Regions from separate parts of the Homo sapiens genome. Here regions 1 and 2 are each linked to region 3. The links are chromatin contacts, found by Hi-C in ENCODE. All regions are on one chromosome and are shown on one strand. The core of a region is the stretch at or near the end of the contact, and the rest is flanking DNA. Distances in the headings are between cores, read along the strand shown.

Region 1 (2,700 bases), core at 38-2,537, 200 kb after region 3:
TCTCCAAATACACATTCACCTGCCCCCAGGAGAGAGAACCTCTATTGCTTTGGCAACAGTGAGGGGAGGCAGTGAGGAGATGACAATTTTCCATGTCTATTCCTGGCATCTGGTGCTGCCCTTTTCAGTGAATGGCATGATTAGCACTGCATCCATATTTTTTTTTTGTCCCAAGGGGAGCTTTGGTGAGCTGCACACCCCTCTCACTTAGGGGTGACCCCCATTGAGGGTAAGATCTCCAGGTGTCCTGTACCTCCCAGTGACCTGCTGGTCCCCTGTATTTTGCCACAGTCAGAGAAGGCTGTGGGGTAGGTTTGTGAGGGATCTGGTGGTGCAGTGACTCAGGAGAAGAGATTGCCTGGGCAGGGCAGTGGCCTACCAGTATGGTGCCTGACTTCTCCTTTCTGGCCTTAGGGGAGTGCAGTTATGCTTGTGTGAGGTGACCACCTGGTTCTGTGTCCCTGGGAAGTTCTTAAGTTGCTGCCAACAGTGTTATCCAGGGTTATCAGGGCAGGGGGTTACCCTAACAGTTTAGGAGTCAACAGGTGGTTGTAGGGGTGAAGGGAGCAGAGACACACTGCGACCTACCCTTTCTGTGGGGCTTCGAGTTCCTCAGGGGGTTATTCTCTGCCAGATTCTTTCTGCTTTTCTTTTCTGCACCCCAGCTTCTTTCCATCAGGACTCCAACAGGTTCCGGCTCTCTTCCCTTAGTTTTCCGTTCAAGCCATGTCCATTCACCAGTAGCTGTGGTCTTCTTTTTGAGGAGAAGTGACATCTTATGCTCCTAGGCTAGTCAGCCATCTGAAAAAAGAAGCCCCAAGGACTCTTCCAAGATGGCCGAATAGGAACAGCTCCGGTCTGCAGCTCTCAGTGAGATTGATGCAGAAGAAGGGTGATTTCTGCATTTCCAACTGAGTTACCTGGTTCATCTCACTGGGACTGGTTGGACAGTGGGTGCAGCCCACAGAGGGCAAGCCAAAGCAGGGCTGGGCATCACCTGACCCAGGAAGCACAAGGGTCAGGGGATTTCCCTTTTCTAGCCAAGGGAAGCCATGAGAGACTATACTGGGAGGAAGGGTACACACCTACCCAAATACTGCACTTTTCCCACAGTCTTCACAACTGGCAGACCAGGAGATTCCCTCCAGTGCCTGGCTTGGCAGGTCCCATGCCCACGGAGCCCAGCAAGCTAAGATCCATTAGCTTGTAATTCTCGCTGCTAGTACAGCAATCTGAGATCCACCTGGAATGCTGGAGCTTGGTGGGGGGAGGGGTGTCCACCATTGCTGAGGCTTGAGTAGGCAGTTTTATACTCACAGTGTAAACAAAGCTGCTGGGAAGCTCAAACTGGGTGGTGCCCACGGCAGCTCAGCAAGGCCAACTGTCTCTCTCGATTCCACCTCTGTGGGCAGGGCATATCTGAACAAAAGGCAACAGCCCAGTCAGGGACTTATAGATAAAACCCTCATCTCCCTGGGTCAGAGCACCTGGGGGAAGGGGCGACTGTGGGCACAACTTCTAGACTTAAACATCCCTGCCTCACAGCTCTGAAGGGAGCAGTGGTTCTCACAGCATGGTGTTTGAGCTCTGATAATGGACAGGATGCCTCCTCAAATGGGTCCCTGACCCCCGTGTTGCCTCCCAGTAGGGGCCGACAGAAACCTCATACAGGAGAGCTCTGGGTGGCATCTGGCAGCTGCCCCTCTGGGACGAAGCTTCCAGAGGAAGGATCAGGCAGCAATACTTACTTTTCTGCAGTCTCTGCTGGAGATACTCAGTCAAACATTATCTGGAATGGACCTCCAGCAAACTCCAACAGACCTGCAGCTGAGGGGCCCGACTGTTAGAACAAAAACTAACAAACAGGAATAGCATCAACATCAACAAAAAGGACATTCATGCCAAAACTCCATTCATAGGTCACCAACATCAAAGACCAAAGGTAGAAAAAAACTACAAAGATGGGGAGAAACCAGAGCAGAAAGGCTGAAAATTCCAAAAACCAGAATGTACCTTCTCTTCCAAAGGATCACAACTCCTCACCAGCAAGGGAACAAAACAGGATGGAGAATGAGTTTGACTAGCTGACAGAAGTAGGCTTCAGAAGGTGTGTAATAACAAACTTCTCCAAGCTAAAAGAGCATATTCTAACCCACTGCAAGGAAACTAAAAACGTTGAAAAAAGGTTAGATGAATGGCTAACCAGTGTAGAGAAGAACATAAATGACCTGATGAAGCTGAAAAACACAGCACAAGAATTTCATGAAAAATACACAAGCTTTAATAGCCAATTTGATCAAGCAGAAGAAAGGATATCAGTGATTAAAGATCAAATTGATGAAATAAAGCAAGAAGACAAGATTAGAGAAAAAAAGAGTGAAAAGAAATGAACAAAGCCTCCAAGAAATATGGGACTATGTGGAAAGACCAAATCTATATTTGATTGGTGTACCTGAAAGTGGTGGGGAGAATGGAACCAAGTTAGAAACCACTTTAAAATATTATGTAGGAGAACTACCCCAACCTAGCAAGCAGGCCAACATTCAAATTCAGGAAATACAGAGAGCACCATAAAGATATTCCTCAAGAAGAGCAACCCAAGACACATAATAGTCAGATTCACCAAGGTTGAAATGAAGGAAAAAATGTTAAGGGCAGCCAGATAAAGGTTGGGTTACCCACAAAAGGAAGCCCATCAGA
Region 2 (2,700 bases), core at 168-2,667, 230 kb after region 3:
GTCAAGGAATTATATCCTATAATCAAAATCAAAATTGACTTTCCAGTTAGGAAAGGAATTCAGGTCAAGTATGTGAACTAGCAGTTTCAAAACATGACCACATACATGGTTTAGAACAAATATTAAAAACAAACTCTTTTTGCTGTCCTATTTACCAGAAGGTCTTTTCAGCAGTTTCTGTAAATTCTTACCTTGTTGCCAAAGAGTGATTTGAGGTTCAAAAGCAACTAGAGAATAGAGCTATTATTTCTTTGACTTTTCATTAATTCTGGGCCTTATGGTGACTGAACATCTTTCTTTCCAGAAGCTCAGAGACATTGTTTACTGAGCTGCTATGCTAATTTGTACTTTGGAACAAAGCTTGAGCTAGTACTTACTTCAGAGATGGTTCAAATGAATTGAGTAGAAGCAGTGGTACCCAGATCCTGTAGTTTTGGAGATTGCCAAAACCTCAACAACAAACTATTTGATGATTACTCTTAAATCTATACCTTTAGTCAATCTTTCTTCTGAATTCTAAATATATTAACTGTGCATAATATCCTCACCTAGAGGTTCCAGAGACACCTAAAATTCAACTTCTCCCATATGTATTTATAATATTCTACTCCAACCTGCTAACTCTTTGGTATTCTACATCTTGGTTAATGATTTACTTATCCACCTAGAAATCCCAGCCAGAAACCTGCCATCGCTGTTGATTCTTCCTCTTGTTCAGCATTTATACCCAATGAATCTCTCCTGACCATCAGTTCTACTTCCAGAAAGTCATTGAATCTGCCCGTTCTTCCAACCACTATCCTCATTTTCTCTCTCCTGGATTATTGTCATAGCTTCCTAATGGGTCTGCCTGTCTCCAGGGTAACCACTTTCCATTCCACCCACTGAACTGTGCCAGAGTGTGCTTTCTGAATAACAAATCTGATCTTGTCACTCACACAATTAAAATCCTCCAGTGGATCCCAGCCACTTACAGCATGAAAATTCAAACTCCAGAGCACAGCCACAAAGACTGTTTTTGATCTGGCTGCTAGGTCTTTCATCAGCAACCCAGGACAATCCTTCCTGAACTTCTCACAGTTTGGCCCCGCGTAATGCTCTCTTGTGTTTCTCCGGCTTTGCACGTGCAGTGTTCATGCCTGGAACAGCCTTTCTCTTTTCTACCCCCTAAACACCTACTCATCCTTCTAGATGTCGTTCAGTGGCACCTGTTCTGTGTAGCTCTTCCTATGCTCATCTGTGCATATTCTCAGTAGCAATCACATGCACATCCATATAATAGGTTTTACTTCATTGTATTTTAATTCTGTTTATATATTTGTTTCCCCCTCCTTTCTGTGAATTCATTTGAGCATTGTCTTTGTATTCCCAGCATCTAGCAGAGCGCCTGGCAGTAGAGTAGGGACTCAGTGCATGTTTGCTGAATATGAATGAATACCAAGGCAGCTGGTCTCAGTCAAACTGCAGCAACGCTGGGCATGCAGCTCAACATCCTCTGAGACTCTGTCCTCATTTTGCGAAATTAGGGACAACCAGACCTATCTTCCTGTCCTATCATAAGAATTAAAGAAGACATGGGAGTATTCCGTATACAGTAAGTTGATACTTGCATAAATATATTATATGTAAGATCATGTAATTATTGTGACCCATTACACAGTGAACAAGATATTTTTAAAAACTGATTTAGCAATACATATGGCACATAAGGACACTTCACAAAACAGACGTAGAATGTACCTGCCTTCTACTCTCATCCTGGTGAACTTATGCTCTAAAGTCTGGCTTCAGAGTTGGAGAGTCTCCCAAGCCTATCCTGTCTCCGCCCAAGCAGAACTTATCATGGTCCTCTCTAGGCTCCCTATATATCTGGTATATATTTCTCTTATATCTTGCACCACTGCATACAGTTTTTGTTTATGTGTTTGTCTTTTTCCCATTCTATTGGACCTCCTCAAGATGTTATCTAATTTTCCCAGAGCTGTTACTTCCCTTTTCTCAGTGATTACTCCTCTGCAAAGTGGGTCTCATTCAGATTCCCAGAACAAACTGAGGACAATATCCCACAGTTCCCCGGATTGTCCCTCCCCTGGATGAAGGGTATGGTGCTCTGGGAAGTACCCCAGGGTTCATGAGTTATTATCTGAATTCCCCTTGATGGCTGCCTAACTTGTGCTTCAGGCTCCAGGGTGTATTGGAGGTTTCCCAGGCATTTTGCAGCATGATTTATTTCAGAGCTTTAAATGGATGTGTTGTCCTTGCTTTCCCTCTCAGTATCAGCTCAAGTCTCTGTATGAGGCTTGGCACATTCTGTTTACTCCCCGGTTTACTCTTTGCTAATGTGCTGAGCTTTGCTCAGGAACCCTGAGCTATTCAGGGGCATATCTCCTGGACGACAACCAACAGCCTTCCTGGATCTCCTCCCATTCCTCCGCTCCTCTGCTCTCCTTCCTTCACTTCCTCCTCTGCCTTTTTTTCCCTCCTCCTCTTTCTATACTAAAATAGTTTTTTAAAAGCAGCCAATTGTCTTTGAAGATTTGCTCAGTGCCAGGCCTTGTGCCAAGTGCTGTACATGCATTATATCATTTTTCTTTGCAATAAATCTATGAGGAATTCCTATCAATGTCCTTTTTAAAAAAAAAAAAAAAAGATAGGACACTAAAGCTTAGAGAGATAACCTGACTTGGCAGACATTTCAAA
Region 3 (2,746 bases), core at 137-2,636:
CACTAAGAAAATTAGTGGAACAAATTTAACGGTTTTGCTGTGATACAATCTCTAACTTTCCTCCAGTTTAGAATTAAGCTCCAGTTTCACACAAACACTCTGGTATTCTAATTTCTCATTAAGCACCTTAATTTACCAGAGACTTATTCTGTTCCTATTATCTTGTCAGTGCTTTCGTACCATGACTAGAATAACAGCCATTTTCTCTTCTCTTCAATACATAAAAAGCCTACCTTTACCCCAAGAATGAATGCTTTAGAATTTTTCTCACTCTTGAGTGCTCTAAGGCATTGCAAGGCTTTGCTGTCCACTTGAACAGTTGATAATAGTCCTTTGATGTAGAGCTTTGAACAAGAGATAAGAAATAGTAATCTAACCATAGCTTATGCTGATAGTCAACAGGACCATCTTGCTATTCATGCCACTAAAGATTATTTTCTACCTTGCTGTCCAATTAACATAAAAACTCTCTCAAAATTATGTAGAGGCCATAAACTATACCTTCTAATTGTTCACTTCTCTCTCTCCCTCTCCTACCTTCTAGTACCGTCTATTTTTTCTGAGTCTTATCTGCATGATAAGACATAGGATGTAAACAAGAGTGGCATTCTATGTCAACTCTCCTTTTCATGGACGGTATCGCCTGAAATGAAGTACAGTCAGAGTGTAAATATATGTACCTTTCTTTCTGAGTAAACAGTTTCAAAAAAGAAGCCACAACAGAAGTGTTATTTTTAAAAACTGTTGATCACAAATAGTGGGGAATTTTTTACTGAGTTGGAAGGAGATTTGACAAAAGTCACAGTTGTTGGTACTAAGTTTTTGGTGCTGAGACAGGAATTGTGCTACCTCCTCATTCAACCTAGATTTGGGAGGTGACAGACCCAGTGCAAGTCTACTCTTGCATTCTTATGCTTTGAAGAATCTTGAGATAAACTCTCAGAAATGGGCTAACTAGCCACAGGAAAGTTTGTTATCTTTAAAAGACTTAAACATCCCACCTTCATCCTTCCTTCATTTGGTCTTCACCTTGTCCAAGAGAAAACCAGTCAAAGGGCTCATTTAGAAACATTTTCATTCTGTTGAGACTGATTCAAACATTTTCCCAAAACTTCTTTCTAGACCAATCTGGTTTTCCTGCCAAGAAATTCACTCTCACTGCTCTGCTTCCTGGGATTTGGGCATTAGCTATTGGTCTCTTTCTGTGGTTTTCTCTGTTTTTGTCTCCATGTTCAGCTTACTTTCCTTAATAAATCTAAGTTATCTCACTCTTTGAAACTTCTTGGTCCACATTGCTCAAAAGCAGAGCCAGAGGAAAAGGCAGTTCATGTCTCATTACTGTGGCAGAGGTTTGGACACTCCCAGAGGGCTCTCTGTTCCTCCTCCTCCCGCTGGCTATTGCAACAGGTTCCTGGAGTCAGACAATGCATTATCATGAGGATTACACTGATCAGCTCTAAGTCAGTTAGGTAACAGGAGCTCTTTCAATGGTGTCCTAGGATTTTGTCAGGTTGACTGTTCAAACACTGGTTTTTGGGATCCCCTCCAGCATTCCTTAATGTAATCCAGGCATGTTATTGCAGGTTCTATTTGAGAAGGGGCTACTTACTTGTCACTTAGAATATTTTCAGTTTTAAGTCAAAACCTTTTCAGAAAAAAAAAGAAAAAAAAGACAAAAGATATGAGAGCCCATGTAGGAGAGGCAGAAAAGAACAAAATGCAGAAAAGTCTATCAAATGCCAAACTTAGGTTAAGTGCACGTGTGCTCCGGAGAATGAGGTTTCTGTTTTGTTTTACATAGAAACTGCGATGGTTTTGCACTGTTTTGGTAACTACTGAGTAACTACTAAGTCACTACTAAGATCCAGTGAATTCAAAGGCAGAGGAACACAGGCAAGAGTGCAGGTCTGAGCTGCTTAGAAGGCTCAGAGATGTGTGTCTGTGTTTGACCCTCAGTGGGAGGAAGTGCTATAGGCTCCTGGTGGATGCCCATTTTTTTACCATATTATGCTATTGGATACTATTAAGAAGACAGGCACATTTCTGGGTGCCAGGGAAGAGACAGTGGTTCCAGATGAGTCAGACTGCTGCTGTCACCTCCTCCCTGCTGGAAAAACAAGACTCAGAAGCGACTTGGAGATGTTCAGAACTTGGGGTGAAGGCGTAAAGAGATGAAGTTTTCAAAGACCAACCATTTGCCAATGCCCTTTAAGTAGATATGAGTTGTCATATTTTAGCATAGTTTTTCTGGACAGAACCCCTTTAGATCTCTACTGTGATGTGACAGGCTCTTCCCAAACTTGCATAGAGAAGTGAAGTGGCTAGGTACAGAGCAAGGGGAGAGAAGACACTGTCTATAGATTCCAACCAAGGACCTTTTCCAGACCTTACTCTCCCTTTTTTATTTCTCATCCATTGTAATCTCATCCTGGGGTGCTATAAAGATACATATCCCTGGGGTGCTACTTAAATTATGGGATATAAATATAACATACCCCAGAGTCACCTCCATTAAATCTAATGGAAATTCAGACTTCATGGAAATCAACTATGGCACTTTTCTTGAGTATTTCTGGATTATTTAGTAATAATATATATCTTTCTTAACCCCAGCCCCATATATATATATTATATTATATATATATACATATTATATAGATATACATATATACACACATTATATATATACATATATACATATATTATATATAATATATATTATATGTAATGTATATATGGATGCATT

Evidence for each region. A loop is a pair of places that touch in the nucleus more often than their neighbours do. Pooled maps may share reads with other maps.
Region 1: a loop to region 3 is called in a map with no recorded cell type, with 3 times the contacts of the local background. The contact joins two enhancer-like sites. A Hi-C loop is called at or near these places in 5 of 168 maps with a recorded cell type or tissue (Caco-2, PC-3, endothelial cell of umbilical vein and 2 more), 2 of 37 single-sample maps with no recorded cell type and 4 of 50 pooled maps.
Region 2: a map of Right ventricle myocardium inferior shows a loop between it and region 3 (2.4-fold over the local background). The contact joins the promoter of LINC01080 here to the enhancer-like site in region 3. A Hi-C loop is called at or near these places in 3 of 168 maps with a recorded cell type or tissue (GM12878, Right ventricle myocardium inferior and left cardiac atrium) and 5 of 50 pooled maps.

Annotation. Positions count from the first base shown.
Region 1 is chr13:79,974,109-79,976,808 of GRCh38, forward strand. No RefSeq gene overlaps it. Among named protein-coding and RNA genes, the nearest start is that of LINC01080, 36 kb to the right of the region's middle. Within about 2 kb of position 1,288, at least 2 of the 41 ENCODE cell types and tissues checked have a DNase peak (open chromatin) inside an H3K27ac peak, as active enhancers do.
Region 2 is chr13:80,009,660-80,012,359 of GRCh38, forward strand. It overlaps LINC01080 (long intergenic non-protein coding RNA 1080), which reads left to right and starts at 1,418. Exons shown (of 2, transcript NR_104138.1): 1 at 1,418-1,594.
Region 3 is chr13:79,778,590-79,781,335 of GRCh38, forward strand. No RefSeq gene overlaps it. Among named protein-coding and RNA genes, the nearest start is that of LINC01038, 24 kb to the right of the region's middle. Within about 2 kb of position 1,387, at least 3 of the 41 ENCODE cell types and tissues checked have a DNase peak (open chromatin) inside an H3K27ac peak, as active enhancers do.